Regions from separate parts of the Homo sapiens genome. Here regions 1, 2, 3 and 5 are each linked to region 4. Evidence: read pairs that join two places in POLR2A ChIA-PET (ENCODE). Cell type or tissue: CD4-positive, alpha-beta T cell. All regions are shown on one strand. Each heading gives the region's core, and the rest is flanking DNA. Links, peaks and the distances in the headings are about the cores only. Region 1 holds the start of LRIF1 (ligand dependent nuclear receptor interacting factor 1). Region 2 has its middle 29 kb from the start of KCNA2. Region 3 has its middle 29 kb from the start of KCNA3. Region 4 has its middle 86 kb from the start of CD53. Region 5 has its middle 33 kb from the start of CD53.

Region 1 (4,000 bases), core at 1-4,000, 180 kb after region 4:
AACAGAATTTTGGCTCATTACTATTAGTGACCATTTCCTTTTATAATATTGCTTTTAAGGACTCACCATTACTTACGGTCTTTATTGCAATGGAGTTTTCTACTTGCAATTAAAGAAAACTACCTGCTGGGCTAAAATCTGTACAGAATTAAAGTTGTATGCTTATAATAGTAATAGTTAACATTTAAATTGTGCTTTACTATTTTCCTACACGACGTATTTTACATTATTTCATTCTCCTAATCTTTAAAATATTTCTAAGTGCTATTATTTACAGACTGGAAACAGGTACCTGGCCTCACAAATGCTAACTAGCAAAGTTGAGATTAACCCCAGGTAGCTTGATTTTCTTCAAACGAAAATCCTCTTCCATGAGTTTTGCATCTTAGTTCTTCATTTTCTTATTAGAGTCTGCAGACCCTATTTTTTCCTCATCACTTAATCTACTAACCATGTGAGAGTACAAGTGAAAATATTCTGCTTTAGCTAACATTGTTTCCAATTCATTTCCTTGTAATACAATTTAAAAAAAAAAACCCAAAAACTAAGTTACTGATCATCTATTTTCTAACTTTACAAGAATATCTTCCTTAGAAATACTGGACTCTCCTCATGCCAAATATAAATAGCCAATGAAATGGCACTTCATTACACCCTACTTCAAAAAGGCTGTTCAAAAGGACTGACTTTACACGAGGATTTCTCCAGTCTTACTTCTCTCTCTTCACATAAAACTATTACTTGAAATTTTAAATATTCGATCTCCTCATTCTAAAGCCCTTTTTCTTCAATCACACACCCTTTCTGTCTCACTATTAAAATCTATTTTCACTGAAGGTCCAGCGCCACCAGGGCTGCACTTGCTAATCCGTGCTGACTGCTGCGTTTCTGCGTGTGCGTGAGAATCTTCCAGAAGGTTTGAGTCACATAAGAGCGTCGGCCATCTTGGTTTTCATCTCCCGTGGAGATCTACTCGGTCCGCCTATTAAACTTGAGACGCTGGGGTCCCGCGGAGCCGCTGTGTCAGGCTCTAAAGAGGTTTTACATTTCCCAGAGGAAAGCGCTCTATGGGCTTTAAGCGCCGCGGAGACAAGCGCTTCCCGCCTGGGTGGCGCACTCTGCGGGCTCCAACTCCTCTCAACTACACAGCGTCCGGAAACGACGGCCGACTCCACATCCCTAAGACGGACAGAGGGGCAGCCGTGGGGAGGATTCGAAACCGGTACTTACCAACGCGAGGCGTTGCCTGAATTTTCCTCTGCGGGTTTCAGGAAGACCCTCCGTAGGTTATTTGACATTTTAGTGGGGAGAAAGGGGACACCTCATCCAGAAAAGTGGGAAGCGTGGGGCCGAGTTTCCCAATGGGGCGAGAACCAGAGCGAGGGAATGTTGGGCTGGAGTTGCCCACAGCAACTGTGAGGGGTTCGACCTTAACGGAGGGCGACAGCGGGCTCTCGAGAGGGTGTATCCCCAGGCTTCGGGACGAGGTCGCGCACCGCGCAGAAACCGGAAGGCTCCTGGCGGTGGACTGCGCCCTCACAGCCCTACGCTGAGAGAGAATCGGCGTGAGTCTCCGCCCTCAGAGCCTACGACAACTCTCCAGACTCCGCCGGAGCAGGCGCAGGGGGCGTGGCCTTGGTGGCACCACCCCCAACAGAGCCTGGTCAGTGCTGAAGACTGCGTCAGTCTGGCTCTGCCGCCCCGCCCACTGAAGCCGATAGCTGGAGCAAAGCTCGGTCGGGCGTCTTCCGGGGTCGTCACGTCCGGTTGCCAAGGTGACTGGCTCGCTAAAGCCCAACCCTTATGATGCAATCCAATGGCAAGTGATATTTGCTATCTTTTCTTCCGGATCAAGGAACAAATCGCAAAAGAAAGCTCTCCCGACACCTACGCAAAATAAAATGTTTCCGGGGTCAATCATAAATTTTCTGCTTCTGTGCTCGCCGCTAGCGTACGTTTTTCTCTCCCGTCAGTGCATTAAAAGACATCGGCGCGCTTTTTTGGAGTCATGCACTTCTGGCCTGAGAAAACTTAAAACGCCTGCCTGTGGCCAGCGATTATTGTTGCTGCTTCTCTGAAGGTTTCCCATTTACTCCTCTTTCCTGAAGCTTTGCCTCTAGACTTACTTAACTCTTTCCTCCAGCCTACGTTCATCGAAACTATCACTTATTGTCATATAGACCTTTATTTCTGAAGGGAGATCTGGGAGTTGCATCAGAACATCCATTGTATTCATTAAATCATTTATTCAGCTGTCCATTGCAGTTGATGCTCTTTATCTCACACTATTTGAGAATTTTTCCTCGCAGCACTATTAATTAGTCCCTCATCTTGACGCCATTGGCAATATACTTTCCTGGTTTTGCTCCTACCTTTTTGTCTACACCTTCTCAATCTCTTTTGAAGATATCTCCCTTTTCAAGGGAGTTCCTTTCAGCTTGATCACTGATTCTCTTATGTTTTCAAACTGTCTTGTCTCGATTCGTGGTTTTATTCATGCTCCTGGATTGAATTACCACCTCCACCCATTATTTTACCACCAAACACATGTATGTCCTTGGCACTGATTTAAGTGTTTTACAAAATTAATTTACTCCTAACAGCTAATAAAATAATTATTATATGCAGATGAAGTAACTGATGCTCAGAGAGGGTGAACAAATTTTTAGAGGTCATAGAGCTTGTGAGTGATGGAGCCAGGCTCCAAATCCAGGTTGTCTGGCTAAACACACCATGTACTACTGCATTATGCTGCCGTGTGACTCATAAATTTATGTTCCCAGTTCTGATTTCTCTGAGATCTATACCTGGATGTTCAAGTGAATTGTTGAGATATCCTTTTTGCTATTTTAAAAGCCCCTTCAAATGAAACATGTTCAAAACCACACTTATGACTTGCTTCTCTTCCCCCCACTACACGTTTTCTTTTATCAGTGCTATCTCAGAAAGAAAGAAAGAAATAACTTCCTTCCATTAAAGTTGCCTAAATCCCAGTGTCATCCTTAACACTTTCCTTTTTTTATTCCAAAATATACAATTCACCAACTTTTGCAGATTTTATCTTCTAAATATCTTACAAGTCTGCTTTATATTTCTATTACTACTACTGTAGAGCAAGCTTACTTGGTCTAGTAAAGCTTTAACGGATACCCTCATATCCACTCCTTTTTTATTTATTTATTTTTTTAGAGGGAGTCTCACTCTGTCACCCAGGCTGGAGTGCAGTGGGCAATCTCAGCTCACTGCAAGCTCCGCCTCCTGGGTTCACGCCATTCTCCTGCCTCAGCCTCCTGAGTAGCTGGGACTACAGGCGCCCGCCACCACACCCAGCTAATTTTTTGTATTTTAATTAGAGATGGGGTTTCACTGTGTTAGCCAGGATGGACTCGATCTCCTGACCTCCTGATCTCCCCGCCTCAGCCTCCCAAAGTGATGGGATTACAGGCGTGAGCCTCATATCCACTCTTGTATTCCTGTAAATGCTGCAGCCAGAGATACCATATGGAAACACAAATCTGATGGTGTCATCTCACTGCATTAAAAAAAAAAATCAGTTTCCCCATTGCTCTTATGATAAGGATCAAAATCCTTGATTCTTTTCCTTTTTTTCTTTTTCTTTTTTCTTTTCTTTTTTTCTTTTTCTTTTTTAGACAGGGTCTCACTCTGTCACCCCAGACTGGAGTACAGTGGCGTGATTTCAGCTCACTGCAATCTCCATCTCCTGGATTCAAGCGATTCTCGTGCCTCAGTCTCCCGAGTAGCTGGGATTACAGGTGCGCACTACCACGCCTGGCTCATTTTTTGTATTTTTAATAGAGACAGGGTTTCACCATGTTGGCTAGGCTGGTGTCTAACTCCTGACCGCAAATGATCTGTCTGCCTTGGCCTCCAAACGTGCTGGGATTACAGGCATGAGCTACTGTGCCCAGCCAAAATCCTTGATTCTAATCAAGATGTTGAACTAGTACAGACGGCTGACACCTGGAGAAATAAAAAAAAA
Region 2 (4,000 bases), core at 1-4,000, 150 kb before region 4:
TTCTCCTATCTCAGCCTCCCAAGCAGCTGGGATTACAGGAGCCCACCATCATGCCAGACTAATTTTTGTATTTTTAGTAGAGATGGGGTTTCACCATGTTGGCCGGGCTGGTCTTGGACTCCTGACCTCAGGTGAGCCACCTGCCTCGGCCTCCCAAAGTGCTGGGATTACAGGTGTCAGCCACCTCGCCTGGCCCAGACCTGGGACACTTCTTTGATGGTAGGAGGTGAGAATGGATTGGGATTGGCTTTGGCTGAGAGTACAGAGGCTGGCTGAGGTTAGGGTCCTCAGGCACCTGGAACTGAAAGGTCTTCACTAAGACAGACCGAACTCTGCCCAGATCCTGGTGAAAAGGAAGGACGTGGCAGTACTTCCTCTCCTTGTGGCTATGGGATTTTCCCTATTGGGACCCCTAGACTGGGTAAAGGAGTGAAAAGGCCACCATGTTATTGATGCAGGGTGGGACTGTGCTGGTGAGGGAGCAGGAAGGGGGTTGCTGGAGTTGGAAATCTTGCAAGAAAGTACTTAAAGCAATGCCTAAGGGTTCTGGGCTACTGGACTGGTGGGAGTGCTGACAGCAGGACACTGATAGGCTGGGGAGAGAAGACAGTGCTCAAGGGTGGAAGGTATCAAAAACATGCCAGAGACCATGCATATGGGATTCAGAAGCAAGAAACTTGAAGGCAGAGAGGTGAGAGTGGGATGTTTGAGTTTAAAATTCCCAAGGAGTGCAAGTCCCGTCAAAGTTCAGGATGTGGCCTTGAGTGGGGTCCCCAAGCAGAGTCAGGGTGTAGGAGCCTGGAGAGGAAAAGGTCAAAGGTTTTGGTCCCCAGGATTCTGGATGTCAGGGTGATAACTGAATTTGAGGGGAAGCCTGGGAGCCAGGTGCCAAGGCCTTTGATGGCTGAGGAGGGAATGGGTGGGCAGCTCTGAGAGGGGGTCTTGTCGTGTTCTAGATAATGAAAGATGAGCAGGGGATGCCTCAAAAGGCCACTGGATGTAATCCAGCCCTAGGCCAGCTGGACTTGGGTGACTTGCCTGAGGACAGGCAGCAAAAAAGTGGCTGAGACAAAATAAAAATTAACTTTATGTCTGTAATCACTTACTCTTCCAACCCTTATGGACTGCCGGTCTGTACAGATGTTCTGGTTCACTAAAAGCTTGGTTGACAAGACTTTTTATTCTCCTGAATTTGTAGTACATATTCACCATGTGACCTTGGGAAATGCATGTCATATTCTACCAGCCTCAGTTTCCCCCTCTGAATGCCAAGAGGCTGACCAGAGTGGCAAGTTTTCAGCCTTGTCAGGTGGACCCCAGCGATTCAGTGAAAGAGGCTAAAGGTACCTGGGTGGTGTTGCAGAGCTGGGGGGTGGGAAGATTACAGGGAATCTGCAGGGGATCAGTTCCTGGCCCCACCTTGGTCTCCAGCTGAGCAGCTACCCTTGAATCTGCCAGAATTCTAGACTTCTGCATGAGATTTTGTTTGGAAAGAGGATTCTGCTGCCTAAAACTGTGAAAAATCATGATCTTGCCTAGCCCTGACACTGCGTGAGCCTGTTGCCTTCCTGTACTGGAGGGTGTATCCTTGGCAGTGTGTCCCTTCTGCTTGCCCCAGTCAATTTTAATGCCTAAGCACTTGGCAGGAACATGGGTAGTGCCAGGACCTCTGTAATGCACTTGGCAATGAGCTGATGCTCTTTAGTGGTAGTTGTGACGCCTCTCAGAAATCTGACTTTACTAAAGTGGTATTGATGGGCCAAGGGCTTGGGTGCTCCTCAGTGACCTTGATGATGAATTACATCTGGGATCCAGTGAGTGGAACAGACAGGTTCTTTAGCTGAGGAACAAAGCCCAGGCCTGTTCTTCATCACTTAGCACCAGCTGGGATCCCTTGTTGCCAGGCTGGCAGCTGTGAGGGATCACTTGGCCACCAGGAAGACTTCCCAGCTGGGACTGTTCTGAAGATTTGTGCCAGAGAAACTACATCTGTGAGTCACTGCTCAGGGGAAAACCCAGCTGCTCGGCTCAGCTCCAGCCCCAGTGGCCCCGGGGAAGGACCAGAAGGCAGAGCGAGAATAAAAGATAGGCTGCTTTGCTTTTCTCAGTTTCCATAGCAGGTTACCGTATTTGCAGTTCTTCATTTCATGAGGGAAGTTGAGAGTGGGACTGGAATCAAAAGAGGTACTCAGATGGTGAAGCCCATAGCTGTTGGGTGTGGAGGTTTTGGCTAAGCCACCAGGGATACTTCTCTGACCCTCTGGATCCTTACTTTGACTCATCGCCCTTTTTTTTTTTTTTTTTCTGATCCACAGGTGGCTACAGCCAGGTTCATAGTCTGGCACATGGCATTTTCTGGACAGTGAGAATCAGGAAATGGGGGTGAATCTTAGAGTGGGTCTGATGAATCGTGGGAAAATCTCTCAACATTGAGACAGAGATACTGGAAGGAGCTTGAGATTTGTTTTATAAGAAGAGGGATTCTTGGTGTCATGGCTGTCTTCTCAGAAGGGAAGATCGGTCAGGTGTGGGCCTGAAAACCATGGGTGTTAAAGGGCTGACCCTGGAACAGTCCCTGCAAGGATAGGGGTGGACCATCAGGACAATGATGGGAAAGTGCTGGTGTTTGGGATGTCACTTCCCACAAATTGACAATCACTGCAGAGGCCAAGAAGCCTCCCACTGGGTTTGGGGGGTCAGTATCTCTTCAATTAAACTAAGGCAAATTCTTAGCTGCCAAGGAGGCCAGGTGACTTTGGGTTCTAGTCTCAGATGAGTCCTAGTGGGCTAGAAGCCTGCTTTGCTCTGCTTGACACAGACCAGACATGATGGGTAGGACTTAGTTCCACAGTGGATGTGGGGAGTCCTGTGAGCTGGTGGGAGTGTGTCTGGAGCGTGCCTAGAATCATGGGGCCTGCATGGTAAAGGTCCTGCAACCAAGCCAAAATGGGGATGCTTATGGGGCTGGGGATGTTTAGCCTAGAAAAGGGCATAGGAGGCTAGTGTTTTTTGAATCCCTGTTGCTCTAGATGACAGAACTGAGGCCAATAGATGGAGATAATAGGAAGAAAAATTGTGACTCACCAGAGATAAAGCTAGCTGATATTTTAAGACAGTAAAGTCTAATGGTTAAGATCTTGGACTCTAGAGTAGAGTCACAATGGGCACCACCCTGAATCCTGCTCACAGATGTGGGTCTGCAACCCACTTGGTGTTGGCCTGCTCTGCCCTGGGATTTAAAAAACTTGCATCAGTCATCAGCACAAATTGGGAGATTATGCTTACAAATCTATATGGATAGCCTCTTTTTAAAAATCGGAGGATCTGATCACCCAAGTTCCTACTCTCTCATGTAACAATAAATGGTACGTGGGTGGCAGCTGCCTCTTCTGAATAAAGCAGATGCACTGTGGTTTTTCACAAGTGCTACTTCCTCCACCTTTCTTACATTTGCACAGTTTCGCTGATTCCCAGGTGTCTGCAGGTATTGTAGTTTGCAACCCTTTTCTAGTTAAGAACCCAGGGTTTGTAACCTGGCTTTGCCAATTTTAAGTTATTGTGACCTTAAAGAAAGGAGTCAATTTCTCTAAGCCACAGTTTCCTTATCTGAATATGAGAATAATAATAATACTTACCATGAGTTAAAGAACTCCTGGAAAATGGCTGGCAAGGAGGGAAGCACACCATGAGCGCTCACCAACTCTTAGCTGGTGAAATGCTGTCCAACAGTGGAGGAGGTAGCCTTGGGAGCTCTATCACCAATGCTGGGCCTGCAGAGGGGCTGCATGACCTGGTGGTAGCCAGGACTACAGAGGAGGGACAGCCACCAAGAACTCTGAAATAAGTGGGCCATGCAGCAGTACTCCTTGGGCCCTTCCCAATGACCAAGTCAAAGGTGTTGGTGTAGAGCTTCTCTTGATGCTCATTAAAATCAAATTTGAGGCCAGGTGTGGTAGCTCATGTCTGTAATCCCAGTGCTTTGGGAGACCAAGGCAGGCAG
Region 3 (6,455 bases), core at 1,052-5,051, 140 kb before region 4:
TTGTCCAGCTGGGGGAGGGAACTAGAGTCAACACTGTTTCCCAGATGTAGGCAATATGGTTGCTGCTCTGGCACGGTAATCTGTAGGTTCTATGGGACATTTTTAAATCCCAGCCTGCTTTCTCTTTAACTAGCTTCTCTTCCTATCCCTTTAAAGCTTTAAAAATTACCCCAAATGTCTGCGAGTAGCCTCCACACAATCCAATATATTTGATGCATTACAAAGTCCTTAAACATGACTCCTGGATGATCTTTTCTTTATCTACCCTCCATTAACAGAAATGACATAGAACTGCTTATGTGTATTTACATGGATCTCTCTCACCTCCTCCCTCACCTCCCACCCCACCTCACCCCCCACCCCCAAATACTGAAGTGTTAATGGGGATAGTGCATTGTTTAAGCTGTCACAATGTGTGATCAAGACAGACTGAAAGTCCTCTAAACCTTCAATAGTAATTCCATTCTCCAGGAGAGATGGAAAATTCTTGCATGCAGGAGATATTAGTTGCTCTGTTTCAGTCTGAATTGTGCACAGAGTTTCCTGGGCTACTGTAAGGTGGAGTAATCCCAGATTGCCGGGGCTGTTCCATGCATCCCATGGGATAATGTGTAATGATCAGTAACCTGTAAAGTGCTGAATTAAGGTTATCCTTTTATCCTAGTTTCCTTTAATAATATATTTTGAATTTGTAGCATGTGAATTAATCTAATGTCTTGTAAATGGGTGGATTTCTGGTGTGTCCTGATCTTTCTCGATCTGCCTGGAGTCAATCAACATTCAGGAGTGAGGAGTGGGATGAAGAATGGAGATTCTAGAACCAATATCTAAAAATATGTATGGAGGTGGGGGCAGGGAGGGAGTTCTTGGGAGGCTACCAGGAGGATTCTTGCTTCCATATTCATTTATCCATAAATCATTTGTTGGGGGCTGTGTTGTTTGGTGGCCTCTGTGGCTGAGCCATGAGGTAAAGCTGATGACAAAGATTTCACTCTGCCAGTCTTCTTGCTCTCTGAAGAAAGGCATCCCCTCTTCCCTTGGGAGGCCCACCCTCTGCCTCTTAGCTCAGCACTCAGTTTGAGACTAGGCTGTCTGAGCTGTCTCATTCCGTTTGTGATCATGTGCCATTCCGACTTCCTCTATTTCCTCTTCTTTATTTACTATTCTGTAGTCTTCCCCACGCTTTCAAAACTGAAGGAATGGTCGAGTTGCCATGGCAACCCTCTGCCCCCACCTCTTTTTCCTTTCTCAACAATTTTTCTACATTTTAATAAAATTACTATTTATAGTGCACAAAGCTGCATTCCCCTCCACTGCAGCTCTGCAAGGGAGGTTTTCTGTCTGACCAGAATACTAATAACTAAAACATGGCTTTCCAGTGAGGAAGTGAGGAAGCCCTCCAGAGCAATCACTTTGGGAGACATATGTGTTCTTTAGGATATTGTTTAAGATGTATGAAGGGCTTGGCCTGCATATATGAAGAACCTCAGTTGACAGGGCTGAAACCCCATCCTTGTAAAATATACCATATAAATGTTGAATATGGCATTCCGGGCACTTTGGGAGGCTGAGGCGGGTGGATCACTTGAGGTCAGGAGTCCAAGACCAGCCTGGGCAACATGGTGAAACCCCATCTCTACTAAAAATACAAAAAAATTTAGCTGGGCGCAGTGGCGTGTCCCTGTAATCCCAGCTACTTGGGAGGCTGAGGCAGGAGAATTGCTTGAGCCTGGGAGGCGGAGAGTACAGTGAGTTGAGATTGCTCCATTGCACTCCAGCCTGGGTGATAGAGTAAGAGCCTGGGTGACAGAGCAAGATTCTGTCTCAAAAACAAAAACAAACATAGAACTGATCTTTTAGGGTTGTTTTAAGGATCCAATAAATTAATATAGACAAGGACTTAAAAGAGTGTCTGTCGTCATTTGTTATAGGCATTTGAATTATTATTTTAGTAGCTTATTAACATCCATGAAGACTATTCCAAATGTGAGGTTTTACCAAGGTTTTATAGCTGTTGAGGGATAGGCCCGGTGGAGGAGGTTAGGAGGGGTTATTTTGTATGGAATGAAACATTTAGACTACATTGAAGAGTAGAATGAAGGAGTAGCTTTTAAATTCTTAGTGTTCAATAATGAAAATATTCATTCTTTATCATGTTTTGGGACTTTCTAAAAACAAATTTTATATAGGAGCAAGGCAGATTATTTTAGCTTAATTTGAACTTACATTGTTTATTCATTCAAAGGGCTCACAGGTGGAAAATCTCTGAGTGAGGTTACACAGTAATGATCTGGTAGTAGTGCTACTTAAACTTTCATGTGCATATAAATCACCTGGGAAGTTTATTACACTTCAGATTCTAATTCAGTGAGTTGGGGGTGGAGCCTGAGATTCTACATTTCTATCAAGCTCTTAGATGCTGCTGCTGCTGCTGGTCCCTGAGGACCATTGAGTAGCAAGGTTTAAGGTTTTTGGGGCCAGCTCTTCCTAAAGACACTTTTTAAACAAAGGTGTGGGTTGAGTGGAAGGGGCTCTCCAATTTCTTAGTTATTACCCAATTGGAATTACCCAATACTAATAGAACTGGGCCCTCATGAGAGAATGAGGTTAAGAATCACCAGTGGAAGCCAGAAGACTTCTTTTTTCTGAGATTTTAACAAGAGAAGTCAGGAAAGGCTATATACTTTTTTTATTTTTATTTTTATTATTTTGGCCAGAAAGCTCAGAGGTGCCTGACTGCATTGTATTCAGGCTCTACTCTTGCTTTATAAGTCAAATGTGATTACTCACTTAATTTTGTTCTTGAAACATTTTTAGAACCCAGTAAAACTCATCATTTTCCTGAATGAGAGTTAAGGCTTTTTTTTTTGGGTGGTGATTTATTCAGAATATTTTGAAGACATGATTGTGGGACTAAGATCCAAGTGAAACTGAGCCAAAAGAAGACGTAATTATTAAAACATTAACTTGAAATTTTAACTCCTGTTTGAAAGCATTGCTTCCCTCTCTAAATGTCTGTCAATATCTTATTTAAGTCTTTTTTTTTAAACAAAGCAAAACAAAACCTTTGACATGTTTTTAAGAACTAACAATAATGGTGATATACAACAGCTGCAGTCTCACTTCCGAATGGAGGAATTAAAGGCTCATGTTAGAAGATGAGAGGTTTAGCTACTTTATAGGCTTAATCAGCCAGTGACTCACAATTACGAGTCATGTGATTTAAAAATCTCAGTGACTGTGAGCTTCTCTTTGGAGGACTGGGCAAACTGTGAAGAAATATGTGAAATTAGAGAAAGAAATGTGAAGTAGACTTCCTCTTTAAATTCTGGATTAGCCATGACTCAAAGAGCATGGTAGGACATCTGTATATGCTCATTTTATTAGAAAGGCCATCACAATTGGATTTAGACTTCTATTCGTGTAATCCATCTTCTTTTTGCAGGCAGGATTATCTCTAGGCTAGTACTGAAAAATTGTCACTTCTATTAGATTATTAAGCAAGGTCTGTATCATCTCTCAAAAAGACCCACAGATCAAGATATGTTGACATCAGTGGAGGGGGAATTGCCCTTTTAGTGGCACCTTCAGCCTTTGCAGATGCCAATTCAATCAACCAGTAACAACTCAGATGGGAGATGGGAGAGTGTGGCTAAGATGGACAAGAATACACTTTCAAAATGCAAAGCTTTTCTGCAGCATTAGGGGTCATGGAGATGTTAAAAGACTTTTCAAATAGCAACTACACAATAGGATTCCAGATTAAAGGCTCCTCAGTTGACAGATAACCAGTGGGAAAAGATGAAATGAGAATTATCTGAGAATTGCTATCATAACCTATCCTTAAAACAGAAGAGCTTTGTTCCTTTTAAGCTCATGGGAGCATGTTATAGTAGCAGCCTTATAATTTGTCACTGAATAAATCACCAACACCAAGTTACATTAATTATATCTTACTCTTTAGCTCCCTAAATTTCTCCTTAATAGACCTAAAGGAATTATGATGAATAAGGATTGAGACCATTTGCAACCTTTGGAGTTAGTGGTTTGCTTTCCAATAATTGACATTTTTATCTATTAATGCAGTTAGGAAAATTCATGTTTTCAGTTTTGGTAAGAATTTTGCCTAGAATTATCAGCAATGAAAATCTTACTCTAAGTTAGTCAATTGTTCTTGATGATTATAATGATCTAAAGTTTGATGCCCACAGCCTTGTGTATGTTAATTTCCAGTAGATTCCGTAAGAATGAGAGAATGTGTGTATGTTTTTGAACTGGAAGACATTCTGACCGGGATCTACAGAGATATAAATGGGCAAATCCAGTACAGTTTAAACACAGGAGTTCTTATCTGAGTGGAATACTTCAGAGGGTTGGAGATTGAAGTAGCCCTCTGATGAAGTCTGGAAACTACTGGAAATGTTTAAATACTGTGGTTTAAAATTACACTTGAGATAAAATCTGATTTCCTGTTTCTAAGTCAAAAAGCTTACAATAAGGACCTTGAAGTTTCCTGGAATAATAAACAACACTTCTAAAACGGCAACTGGATGAGGTAAGTGTGGTTGACTAGAAAGTACAGATTAATTTTCTCAACACTACTCATGTTTCAAAATTAAGAGGGAAAATTTCCAAGAGAGAGACATATTTGAGGTCATGTTGAACCCAAAATAGTTTTAAGTGCTGCAATAGTTTGAAACGTTTTTAAGGGTTTTCCACTGCTGAGACAATTAGCTAGTTTCCTCAGACTGCATTTGTTTTACCAATCTAGTGTTGAGAGCCTCTTAACAGTGGTATATCAATGTGCAACATTTCTTGCAACTTATAAAAGATAAGTAGACCGGCACCGGCTACAAGGAGCTAGAAACCCTTCCCCATCTCATTGGCCTCGCTTAGTCCTTCCTACTTAGTCATCAAGCCTAAATCCCTCTCTTATTTCCTGAAGGCCCCTGAGCTAAGTTAATTTTATCTTCCTTCTTTCTCATAGTTCCCTGAGCCTACCTGGTATAGAACTTGTCACTGTTCCATAATCATAGGTGTTCTCATTTCCCACTATTTCTATGAGATATTTGAGGATAGAAGTTACATCTTCTCAGTGTCTTATTTATTCAACAAATGTTTATTGAGCATCCGCTATATACCAAGCGCTGTGAATACAGAGATTACAAGGACACAGAGTCAGCTCTCAAGTTACTCACAGTTTTATAAAAGAAACAAAAGAGTAGATGGTTATATTTTGTGTCAAGTTCTTTGATGGAGGGCTCTTGATATAAAATATCAGATAGATACTTAACTGAAATCTTCCTGGAGAAAATGTAAGTCTTGGAAGATAAGTAGCTATCATCCAGCTGAGTAGAAGAACAATGTGGGTGAGTGAAGTGGGGAAGAAAAATAAAGTTGTGATGATATTTCTGGGCAGAGAGATCAGCAAATGTGAAGGTATATGGGGGGGCATACTGTATATAAGGGATTCACAGTAATTCAGGGTGACTGGAGCAGGGAGGACATACTGGAGAGTGATAATTGATGAAATTAGAAAGGTAGACAGAAGCTGGACCGTGAAGGTCCTTGGATGTCATACTAAAAGGTTTAGGCTTTATTCTAAAAGGATAAAGGAGGAGTCATTGAAGTACTTTAGCTGTGAGAGTTATTAGCATATTTGTGACTCAGAGATCACTTCGTCTGCAGTATGAAAAATTCACAAGACTACTCTAGTAACATAGGCAAGAAATCATAAGATACAAAAATAATTCAGAGGTGAAGAAGGCAGCTAAAGTTGCATCAAGAATTTAATAGCTGTGAAGAGTGAGGGAGAAGTTTGAGATTAGTTGGTCCCCAGATTTCCAAACAGTAGCATTAAGGAGAGGTGGTTTGATTACCAAAGACAAGAAATACAGTTGGGATGACATTGCTGAGTGTGGGAAATGAGTTGTTCTGTCTTGGACATGTTGGGTTTGAGGTATCATGAATAGTTTCGAGACCATCCAAAAGGATATTTATGGCAAAGAGATTGGTACACAAAAGATAAGTTGTCTGTGTGGGTCAGAAGACTCCATCAAGCTGGCTAATGCAATCATGGCTTGTTGGAGGGTTTAGAAGAATCTCATAGAACCCAGTGACAGGGAGTAGAGTTGGGCCTCCCATGTGTTGGAAAACAGTCTGTAGCTACTTTTGATCTTTCACTGGGGCAGTGTGATTGTTTTGCTTTGTGTTTCATTCTTCTCCTTGCTTCTCTGCTAGGCTTAGTTACTACTTCACCAGAATATAAATTACATGGACTTAGGATTGTTATGATGCTGACTTTGGCTCAACTTGCTAAAACATCATAGCTCTTCGCCTAATTGTTTCTACTTCTAACTCCCCAAGTTTCAATCAAAATTCCAAGGAGAGAGAATCACCTGGCCCAGTTGAGTTAGGTGACCACCTGTGGACAGAGAATGGGCTGACATGGGTTT
Region 4 (4,000 bases), core at 1-4,000:
TTAAGTTAAAACCTAAAGAGAGATTGAGAACTAGCTAAGTAAAAGGGTGGAATGGAAGTTCTTGCAGATAAAGAAACCAAGATGATAGACACTGAGACCATGTTATCTTGAAGAATCCAAGAAAACTGAAGTATGGCTGGAGGGTAGAATGAGGAGGGTAATAGGGAAAAATGACATTACAAAGGTCATGAAAATTCTTCTAAATCATGATAACAATATTATTGTGATAACCAACATTTATTGCCTATGATGGTGGGCACCATGCTGTGTGTTTTATGTGTGTTGTCTTTAATTACAAGTCTGAACCCTCATACCAAACCACAATAAAGCCAAGCCACGTATCTTTTTCCTGCTTTCTCAAGCCATTTTTGGGCCTGCTTGGACCTGCTCTGCTCTCCCCAGAAAGCCTTATTATATGAGTCATGGACCATTTCGTACCCTTTGGTGCATGTTTGGCATCATCAATCTGAACCAAATTTGGAGTGGAAGTTCATTCCACTCTTGCAGACTGATCACAACCTTGTCTCATTTAGAGTTTACAGTGACTGTATGAAGTAGGTGCTAGAATTATCTCTGTTTTACAGATGACAAAACTGGCTAAGACATTAACTAGTCCAAAGTCACATAGTTGAGAAATCATACATGGATACAAACTGAGATCATCCTAACTCTTGAAGCCATGCTCTAAGCTGCTTTGCTCTACTATTTCCTAGGTAAGGGACTTTGGACTTTATCTTAAGGCCAATGAAACAACATTGAGAATATTAAGTAGGAGAACAATATGATAAGTTTTGCATTTTGTAAAGGTATATCTGGAATTTGTGTACAATAGAGTGATTTGCATTGACATGTATAATTCCCTTTTCACAAAAACAGATAAAGTAATTAAGAATAAAATTTTACCTAAAATATGAGCCTTGTGTAAAGAAAGAAGGCAACATTCTCAGGTGCCAGAAATAAAGAAGGATCACAAAACTTAAGGGAGCATGGAGCCAAAGTTGAGTACATTCAGGGTACTCGATGTCAGGGTGATGAGATTTTAATGGCAACAGAGAGATGGTTGATGAGACCCAGGGCCTCTGCATGTTAAAGAGCTGGAAATGAACCAGCCATATACAGTTGGAAGTTACTGGTTTATGAAGGAAACTATGAAATTCCTCTGTTTCACAGCTCAGAGATACCACAAAGCAGCTTGATAGGCTCATGAGAAGATAGAAAAAATTAATGCAAGGAAATTAACCCCTCAAGCTGGTTCAGCATACATGATCTCTAAATTGCACACCACACAAGTATAGAAATCTAGAGTCAAGATACATTGTAAAATTCCTCTGGAACCAGTGAAATTCACAGAATCGCAGCAAAGGAATTTGAAACTGCCCCACAAGATTGTTCCCAGGTACCAGGACCTGAGGGTCTTCCATGGAAAACAACTCTCTTTCAAGAGGAGCTCATGATTTAAAAATATTGCAAGTCACATAAGGAAACAAACTGATTAGAGAGGGAGTGGTAGAGTGCACATACAAACAGCTGCAGTTAGTAGAAAATAAAAAAGGAGAGTCTTTAAGTCAGATAAGCTCAAAGAGAAAGAGAAAGGTAACTTCACAAAGCAAGAGGAGGACATTGTAGGAAAGGAGTCAGTAAATCGAAAAAGAAACAAATCTAAATTTTAGAAATGAAAAATATAGCTAATCAAATTTAGAATTAAATAGATGGGTTTGTAGACTGATCAAGAGAGAATTGGAGGAGAATGATGTCAGCAGGATGGCCAACTAAAAGCTTCTAGCGCTCATTTTTCCAACAAAGATAGCCAAATAACACACAAACAATCATGTTTTAATAAAAACAACTAAAGAAGAGTGGCTGAGTATGGCAAAGGAGTAATAGAAACCCCAGTGAACACGGAAACTGAGGTTGACCACACAGAGAGCAAAAGGAAACACCTGGTCTTCACCACCCCACCTCCCAACCAGAATCAGCTAGAAACCAGGAGGAACCTCTTTTTATGGTGCAAAGGTAGACAAGAGGATCCCAGTAACTGCCATCAACTCTTTGGACACCTACACTTCTCATCACTGGGGTCCCCCTGAAGTCCTCACATGCACTAAGTCCAGCTGAGGGAGCTGCCTGGAGTCTGCAAATCTGTGTTCCCCCCAGAGAAGGAGCTGCCACTAGGCCCCATCCCCTGTGGCCTGCATAGCTACTGTCTTACCCCATTTCGGAACTGGAACTACTGCTGGAGTGTCTTGCTCCAAGGGAGAGTAGCCATGGCTCTTGTCCATCCCTGAGGCTAAACCACCTTTGATCCATCCCTGCCCAGTGGCCTAACATCCCAAAGCCAAGCTTCAAGGAACTGTTACACCTTTGCCCATGGGGCTGAACAGCACCACCTACACCTCCTCTCTCCCCCTTCAGCTGGAGCTGAAGCTGCACACTTCCTCCTAAGAAAACAGTGCTTTAGCAGAATAGCCCCATCTACTTCTCTCGGTTATGGCTGTGCCCTGCCCCTAAGGTCCTGAACTGAAACTATGTGCTGCCTCTTGAGGAAACAGTGCCTTGGCAGAGCCCCACGTCTCAGGGAAATAGTGCCTGGCAGCCCAGAACAGCCACCCTCTATGCCTGAGCCTGAGCTGAAGTGGCACACAAACCCCTGGGGAATTGGTGCCCTGGAACCTGAGCAGCTCAGGGCTGAGCTGACGTAGTACCCCATGTTCCAGGGAAACATGGCAGTGACTGAGCTGAGACACTCTACCCTACAGGCTAACCTACTCTAATACCTTGCTTTCCTGGCATTAGACTAGTCTCCTGGAGTCTGAGCTGCCAAGAAAGCCCTCTCTCCAGGGAATGCAATCGTCACTGTGCTGCTCCCCTGACCCCCAGGGCCCAAACGACAGATGTGTTTGACCACTATGAAAACTTGCTGCTGCACCTAGCCTCACAGAGTCTGGGATACTACTGAGTCCGCCATCCCGGAGTCACCACTACATGTTGTCTCATCCCCAGGGACCCAAGTTTCCACTGAGCTCCATTGGACCAGGTTCCCAAATTGCAGATATACCTTGCTCTCTGTACCCTAAACTCCAGAGCTCCTTTTCTTCCCTGGAGTTGGATATACCCTCCACACAGGGGTAGACTCACAGCTAAAACCAAACTCTCTGGGTCCAAGCTTCTAGGGGTTTCCTCAGAGTCACAGATCCTGGCTCTGCAGGCAAATTACATCCAACCCTGCCATAAACAGTGAACCTGCACCTCAAGACCCAGATGCCACAATAAGTTCATGAGACTCTGTGGGAAAATTGAAAGTAGGAGGACTTCAAGCACCCACAAAGAAAGAATTTTAAAAATAACAAAAGAAAACATCAAGTCACGTATAAAGAATCCCCATTAGACTAACAGCAGATTTATCCTCAGAAATCTTACAGGCCAGGAGAGAATGGAATGACATATTCAAAGTACTGAAAGAAGAAAAAAAAGGCAGCCAAGAATACTATACCCAGTAAAGCTATTCTTCAGAAATAAGGGAGAGCCAGATTTGGTGACATATGCCTGCAGTCTCAACTACTCAGGAGGATGAGTTGGGAAGATTGATTGAGCCTAGGAGTTCAGATCAGCCTAAACAACATAGCGAGACCTCATCTCAAAAAAAGAAAAAAAAGGAAAAAGAAATAAAGTCTTTCCCAGACAAGCAAAAACAAAGGAAATTCATTACCACCAGACTGATCTTATGAGACATACTCAAGGGACTCCTATATCTGGAAGTGAAAAATGATAATCATCATTACGAAGACATGCGAAAGTATAAAATCACTAATAGACACACAAATGAAAAACAGAGAAGAAATAAGCCTTATTACTACAGAAAACTACCAAACTGCAATGATTAAACAATAAGAGAGGGAGAAAGGGACAACAGATATACGAAACAACTAGAAAACAATTAACAAAATGACAGCAGGTCTTACCAATCAGTTATAACCTTAAATATATAAATGGCTTAAACTCC
Region 5 (6,346 bases), core at 1-4,000, 120 kb after region 4:
TTCCTGCAAACCTCATCACCAACAGCTACAGTGCTATGTGTTTCTAAGTAAACTTGGAAGGCAGTCTAGGCCATAAGGATTGCAAATCTTAGGTAAGTCCTAGCATTGAACCAGGCCCAGAGACAGTGGACTGGGAGGGGCATGTGACCTACTAAGACACCAGCTGGGGTGGCTAAGAGAGTGCTGGCATCACCCTTCCCCTAACCCCAGGCTGCACAGCTCACAGCTTCGAAAGAGACACCTTCCTTCTGCTTAAGGAGAGGGGAGGGAAGAGAGAGGAGGACTTGTTTTGCATCTTGGATACCAGGTCAGCCACAGCAGATAGGACACCGGTCAGAGTTGTAAGGTCCCTGTTTCAGGCCCTAGCTCTTGGATAGCATTTCTAGACAACCTCTGGGCCAGAAGGGAATCCATTGCCTTGAAGGGAAGAACCCAGTCCTGGCAACATTCATCACCTGCTAAGTGAAAAGCCCCTAGGCTCTGAATAACCAGCAGTGAAACCAAGTTACTATGTCCAGGGCTTTGGGTGACCCTCTGAGACTTGCTTGTTTCAGATGAGATTCAGCACATGGCTAGCTGTGGTGGCTATTGGCTGAAACTCCTTCTACTTGAGAAAAGCGGAGGGAAAAGTAAAGGAGACTTTGTCTTGCACCTTAAGTACCAGCATGGGCACAGGGGAATAGAGCACCAAGTAGGCTCCTGAGGTCCCTGATTCCAGGACTCAACTCTTGAACGGCATCTCTGGACCTGCCCTGGGCCAGAAGGGAGCCCACTGCCCTGAAGGGTGAGTCCCAAGACAGGCAGCATTCACCACAAGCTGACTTATGAGTACTTGGACCTTAAAGGAACATTAGCAGTAGTCTGGCAGTACTCCCTATGGCTTGTGGTGGTAGTGGCTACAGGGTGAGGCTCCTCTCCTTTGGAAAGGGGAGGGAAGAGTGGGGAAAACTGAGTCTTATGGTTTGAATGCCAGCTCAGCCACAGTACAATAGAATATCAGCTAGAGTTCTAAGGTTTTCCACTCTAGTCCCTGACTCCCAGACAGCACCTCTGGAACCACCCAGGGTCTAGAGGGACTTGGCACTCTGAAGAGAAGGACGCAGGCCTGGTTGGCTTTGCCATCTGTGATTGTAGAGCCCCAGGGCATTAAGTGAACATAGGCAGTAGTCAGGGAGTGGTTACAGCAGGCCTTGGGCAAGACTCAGTGCTGTGCTGGCTTGAGGTATGACCCAGCACAGTCATAGTGGTGGTCATAGAGTGACACAGGCGTGCTTGTGTCACTCCATCCCCAGGTTTAGATGGCTCAGAACAGAAAGAGAGAGAGAATCCCTTAGTTTAGGAGAAAGTGAGGGAAGAGAACAAGATTCTCTGCCTGGTAATCCAGGGAATTCTCCCCAATTTTATCCAAGACCATCAAAGTAGTACTTCTATGAGTCCATAAGAACCACAGTATTACTGAGCTCGAGGTGCCCCTAAAGCAGATACAGCTTAGATTACAACACTCAAGTCCTTTTGAATATCTGAAAAGCCTTCCCAAAAAGGACAAGTACAAACAAGCCCAGACAGTGAAGACAACAATAAATACCTAACTCTTCTATGCTCGGACACTAAAGGACATCTATTAGAATCAACACCATCCAGGAAAACATGACCTCACCAAAAAAACTAAAGAAGGCAGCAGGGGCCAATCCTGGGGAAACAGAGATATGCAAGCTTTCAGACAGAATTCAAAATAACTGTTTTCAGGAAACACAAATTCAGGGTAACACAGAGAAGGAATTAGGAATTCTATCAGATAAATTTAATGAAGAGATTAAAATAATTAAAAAGAATCAAATTCTGGAGCTGAAAAATGCAATTGGCATATTAAAGAATGCTTCAGAATCTTTTAGTAGCAGAACTGATCAGGAAGAAGAAAGAATTAGTGAGCTTGAAGACAGGCTATTTGAAAATACAGTCAGAGGAGATTTAAAAAAAGAATAAAAAACAAGGAAGCATGTCTGCAGGATCTAGAAAATAACCTCAGAAGGGCAAATTTAAGAGTTATTGGCCTTAAAGAGGAGGTAGAGAAAGAGATAGAAGTAGAAAGTTTATTCAAGGGGATAATATCAGAGAATTCCCCAAACCTAGAGAAAGATATCAATAACCAAGTATAAGAAGGTTATAGAGCACCAAGCTGACTTAATCCAAAGAAGACTACCTCAAGGCATTTAATAAGCAGACTCCCAAAGATCAAGGACAAAGAAAGGACTCCAAAAGCAGCAAGAGAAAAGAAACAAATAACATACAATGGAGCTCCAATACATCTGGTAGCAGACTTCTCGGTGGAAACCTTACAGGCCGAGAGAGTGGCATGACATATTTAAAGTGCTGAAGGAGAAAAACCTACCCTAGAATAGTATAACCAGCAAAAATATCCTTCAAAAATGAAGGCAAAATAAAGACTTTCCCAGACAAACAAAAGCTGAGGGATTTCATCAACACCAGTTCTGTCCTACAAGAAATGCTAAAGGGAGTACTTCAAACAGAAAGAAAGGGATGTTAATGAGCAATAAGTAATCATATGAAGATACAAAGCTCACTGGTAATAGTAAGTACACAAAAAGACAGAGAATATTATAACACTGTAACTGTGGTGTATAAACTACTCTTATCCTAAGTAGGAAGACTAAATAATAAATCAAAAATAATAACTACAATAACTTTTAAGACATAGACAGTACAATAAGATATAAGTAAAAACAACAAAAAGTTAAAGAGCAGAAGGATGAAGTTAAGGCATAGAGGTTTTATTAGTTTTCTTTTTGCTTTTTTTAAATGCAGAGAGTGTTAAGTTGTTATCAGGTTAAAATAATGGGATATAAGATAGTATTTGCAAGTCTCATGCAAAAACATATGATGGATGCACAAGGAATAAAAAGCAAGAAACTAAATCATATCATCAGAGAAAAATCTTCACTAAAGGAAGACAAGAAAGAAAGAAGGAAGAGAAGACCACAAAACAACTAGATAAAATGTAAACATTTACAGATAAACTGTAAGAATTAATAAGAGATTTTGGCAATGTTATTGGGTATAAAATCAATATACTAAAGCCAACTGTATTTCTACTTACCAGAAACATAAAATAAAAAAGAGACAACAGACATGGTGGCTCATGCCTATAATGCCAGCACTTTGAGAGGTTGAAGCAGAGGATTGCTTGAGGCCAGGCATTTGAAACCAGCCTAGTCAACATAGCGAGACCCCATATCTACCAAAGAAAAATTAAAAGCCAAACGTGGTGGCTCATGCCTGTAGTCCCAGCTCTTCAGGAAGGTGAGGCAGGAAGATCACTTGAGCCCAGAAGTTCAAGGCTGCAGTGAGCCACGATTATACCACTGCACTCCAGCCTGGGTGACAGGGTGAGATCCTGTCTCAAAAGAGAGACAGAGAACATTTATGATCGCATCAAAAAAATAAATAAATAAACCTGAAAAAGATGTACAAGACCTTTACACAGAAAATATTCTAATTTGATTGGAATTCTAAAGAAGAGAGCTATATCCTGAAGATGTATACCCACAGGAAACTATCATACTCACTAATAGGAAGACTCAATATTTTATATATGTCCATTCTTTCCAAATTGGGCTATAGATTCAATGCAGTCTCAAAAAAAAATCCCAACAAACTTTTTTAATGGAACTTGAACAAGCTGATTCTAAAATTTACATGTAAATACAAAAGGTCAAAACAACTGGGATGCTCTTGAAGAAAAAACACCAAGTTGGAGAACTTACTTTAAAAATATTGATACATATTTTAAGGTTATTACAATAGTATGGAAATTATAATAGTTTATGTTGTTTCAGGGACAGGTTAAACAGACCAGTAGAATATATTAGAGTTCTTAAAGAGGCCCCATGCTGAGAAGTACAAAAGAACTCTCAGCATATAACAACTCAGTCCAAACCCCTGCACTAAGAGACCTGACCATACTCTAGCATGGCTTCTAGCAGCCTAAGGTCGTGTCTTGAAAAATAGCCAAATCCCCCTTTTGAGCTTTAAGAAAGCTCAAAAATGATGGGATAATTTCCTGTTTGTTCCAGCCAAAACCTGGTGATACGTAAGTAGATCCCTGAACCTCCTCTTAAAACATTGACTTTAGAAGGCTTGCAATTATATATTTTTTGCTACCCTTTGAGATGTAAATGTTCTACCAGAATTTTCTTCTCAGAGATTTTAGAAATGCAAACATTAAGGTAGATAACTTACTGTCAGTCTCTGTGGGAGGATAAGGACTTAATTTTGGTGGGCATCTTGCTCCAACTTCCACCACTGCCTCCTGTGATTAAGATTTGAGCCAGGCGCGGTGGCTCACGCCTGTAATCCCAGCACTTTGGGAGGCCGAGGTCAGGAGTTCAAGACCAGCCTGGCCAAGATGGTGAAACCCCCTCTCCACTAAAAATACAAAAAAAATTAGCTGGGCTTGGTGGTACACACCTGTAATTCCAGCTACTCAGGAGGCTGAAGCAGAGAATTGCTTGAATCCGGGATGCAGAGGTTGCAGTGAGCCGAGATTGCACCACGGCACTCCAGCCTGGGTGACAGAGTGAAACTCCATCTCACACACACAAAAAAAGTTTTGAGAAGTTTTTTTCTTTTCCAGTTAAGTGCCAGTTAGTAAACCCAGATGGCCCACTCACACACACCAACCCACTTTAACATCCTTCAGCACCTTACCATTAGCATACTCTAGATGTTAAAAAATCTCTTGCCTTTTGTTTCAACAGAGTTGAACTAAGATGACATGTGGTTCTCTCCCCTATTGCAATAGTTATTACTGAATACAATTTGCCTTTACTGCTTTAACTAGTGCCCAACTTGTTTATATTTCAAAATGCTAATATGTTTGATTTATATCACGGTGACCTTTCAGAGAGATGATAAAAGAAGGGTCTTTTCAACAAATGTTCCTGGGAAAACAGAAATTCTATATAAAAAGAACAAGTTTTGATTCCTATCTCACATCACAGCAATTCGTAAATCAATTTCAAGTGAATTAAATATTTAGATGTAAAAGACAAATATAGAAAGCTTTGGGGAGTCTGGGCATGATGGTGAAGAATATAAAAGCAAAAAGCCCCATTCAAAAGACAATAACTTTAAAGATTAAAGGAACATCAGCCTACACAGGTGAGAAAGTGCGAGTGCAATAACTCCAGCAACTCTGAAAGCAAGAGTGTCTTCATACCTCCAAATGATCACACTAGCTCCCCAGCCATGGTTCTCAACCAGACTGAAATGACTGAAATAACATAGAATTCAGAATCTCAATGTCAAGGAAGCTCATTGAGATACAGAAGGTTGAAACTCAATCCACAGAAAACAGTAAAATGGTTCAAGAGTTGAGAGAGGACATATTCATTTTAAGAGAGAACCAAACTGAACTTCTGAAATGAAAAATTAGCACAGGAACTTCATAATGTAATTGGAAGCATTAATATCAGAATAGACCAAGCTAAGGAAAGAATCTCAGAACTCAAAGACCATTCTTTTGAATCAATACAAGCAGATAAAAATAAAAAAAAATAATTTTAAGAAAATGAACAAAACCTCTAAGAAATATGGAATTATGTAAAAGAGACCAAACTCATTGGATTCTTGAAAGAGATTGAGAGAGAGCAAGTAACTTTGGAAACATATTTAAGGATATTGTCCACGAAAATTTTCCCAACATCTCTAGAGACGTCAACGCACAAGTTCAGGAAATTCAGAGAACCCCTGTAAGATATTATGCAAGATGACCATCCCCAAGCCACATTGTCATCAGATTCCCCAAAGTCAATGTGAAAGAAAAAATCTTAAAGGCAGCTAGAGAGAAGGGGCAGGTCATGTACAAGGGCTAACAGTGGACCTCTTAGCAGAAACCTTACAGGCCAGAAAAGGTTGGGGGCCTATATTAAGCATCATTAAAGAAAAAAAAATCCAATCAAGAACTTCGTATCTAGCCAAACTAAGCTTCATAAGCAAATGAGAAATAAAATCCATTTCAGGCAAGCAAATGTTAAGAAAATTTGTTACCACCAGACCTGCCTTACAAGAGGTCCTTAAGGGAGGGCTAAACATGGAAATGAAAGCCTAATACCTGTCACCACAAAAACACACTTAAATACATAGAGCTTACTGCCATTATAAAGGAACTATACAATCAAGTCTACATAACAACCAGCCAACAACATAATGGCAGAATAAAATTCTCACATATTAATATTAACTTTGAATGTAAATGGGCTAAACACCCCACTTAAAAGGCACAGAGTGGCAAGTTGAATAAAGAAGCAAGACCCAACTCTATACTGTC

Evidence for each region. Peaks named below come from ENCODE experiments on the same cell type or tissue, not always from the same donor. Only the 100,000 strongest peaks of a DNase experiment are listed, where the experiment ranks them.
Region 1: POLR2A ChIA-PET joins it to region 4 with 40 read pairs; 9 of 35 experiments call an interaction of 5 or more read pairs at or near these places.
Region 2: POLR2A ChIA-PET joins it to region 4 with 14 read pairs; 6 of 35 experiments call an interaction of 5 or more read pairs at or near these places.
Region 3: POLR2A ChIA-PET joins it to region 4 with 10 read pairs; 4 of 35 experiments call an interaction of 5 or more read pairs at or near these places.
Region 5: POLR2A ChIA-PET joins it to region 4 with 14 read pairs; 3 of 35 experiments call an interaction of 5 or more read pairs at or near these places.

Annotation. Positions count from the first base shown.
Region 1 is chr1:110,962,391-110,966,390 of GRCh38, forward strand. LRIF1 (ligand dependent nuclear receptor interacting factor 1) reads right to left here and starts at 1,532. Exons shown (of 4, transcript NM_018372.4): 1 at 1,231-1,532. The coding sequence starts at 1,298. RefSeq lists enhancers at 1,120-1,656, 1,191-1,400. In CD4-positive, alpha-beta T cell, for the core only: no CTCF peak of the experiment used is centred there; DNase peaks (open chromatin) are centred at 921 and 1,671; H3K4me3 peaks cover 2,053 bases; H3K27ac peaks cover 2,019 bases.
Region 2 is chr1:110,632,925-110,636,924 of GRCh38, forward strand. No RefSeq gene overlaps it. Among named protein-coding and RNA genes, the nearest start is that of KCNA2, 29 kb to the left of the region's middle. RefSeq lists an enhancer at 1,809-1,998. In CD4-positive, alpha-beta T cell, for the core only: no CTCF peak of the experiment used is centred there; DNase peaks (open chromatin) are centred at 2,027 and 3,417; H3K27ac peaks cover 3,910 bases.
Region 3 is chr1:110,642,958-110,649,412 of GRCh38, forward strand. No RefSeq gene overlaps it. Among named protein-coding and RNA genes, the nearest start is that of KCNA3, 29 kb to the right of the region's middle. In CD4-positive, alpha-beta T cell, for the core only: no CTCF peak of the experiment used is centred there; DNase peaks (open chromatin) are centred at 1,114, 3,214 and 4,554; H3K4me3 peaks cover 702 bases; H3K27ac peaks cover 1,341 bases.
Region 4 is chr1:110,785,426-110,789,425 of GRCh38, forward strand. No RefSeq gene overlaps it. Among named protein-coding and RNA genes, the nearest start is that of CD53, 86 kb to the right of the region's middle. RefSeq lists an enhancer at 2,129-2,468. In CD4-positive, alpha-beta T cell, for the core only: no CTCF peak of the experiment used is centred there; DNase peaks (open chromatin) are centred at 1,936 and 2,386; H3K4me3 peaks cover 1,543 bases; H3K27ac peaks cover 2,616 bases.
Region 5 is chr1:110,903,125-110,909,470 of GRCh38, forward strand. It overlaps a transcript of LRIF1 not described here. Among named protein-coding and RNA genes, the nearest start is that of CD53, 33 kb to the left of the region's middle. In CD4-positive, alpha-beta T cell, for the core only: no CTCF peak of the experiment used is centred there; no DNase peak of the experiment used is centred there.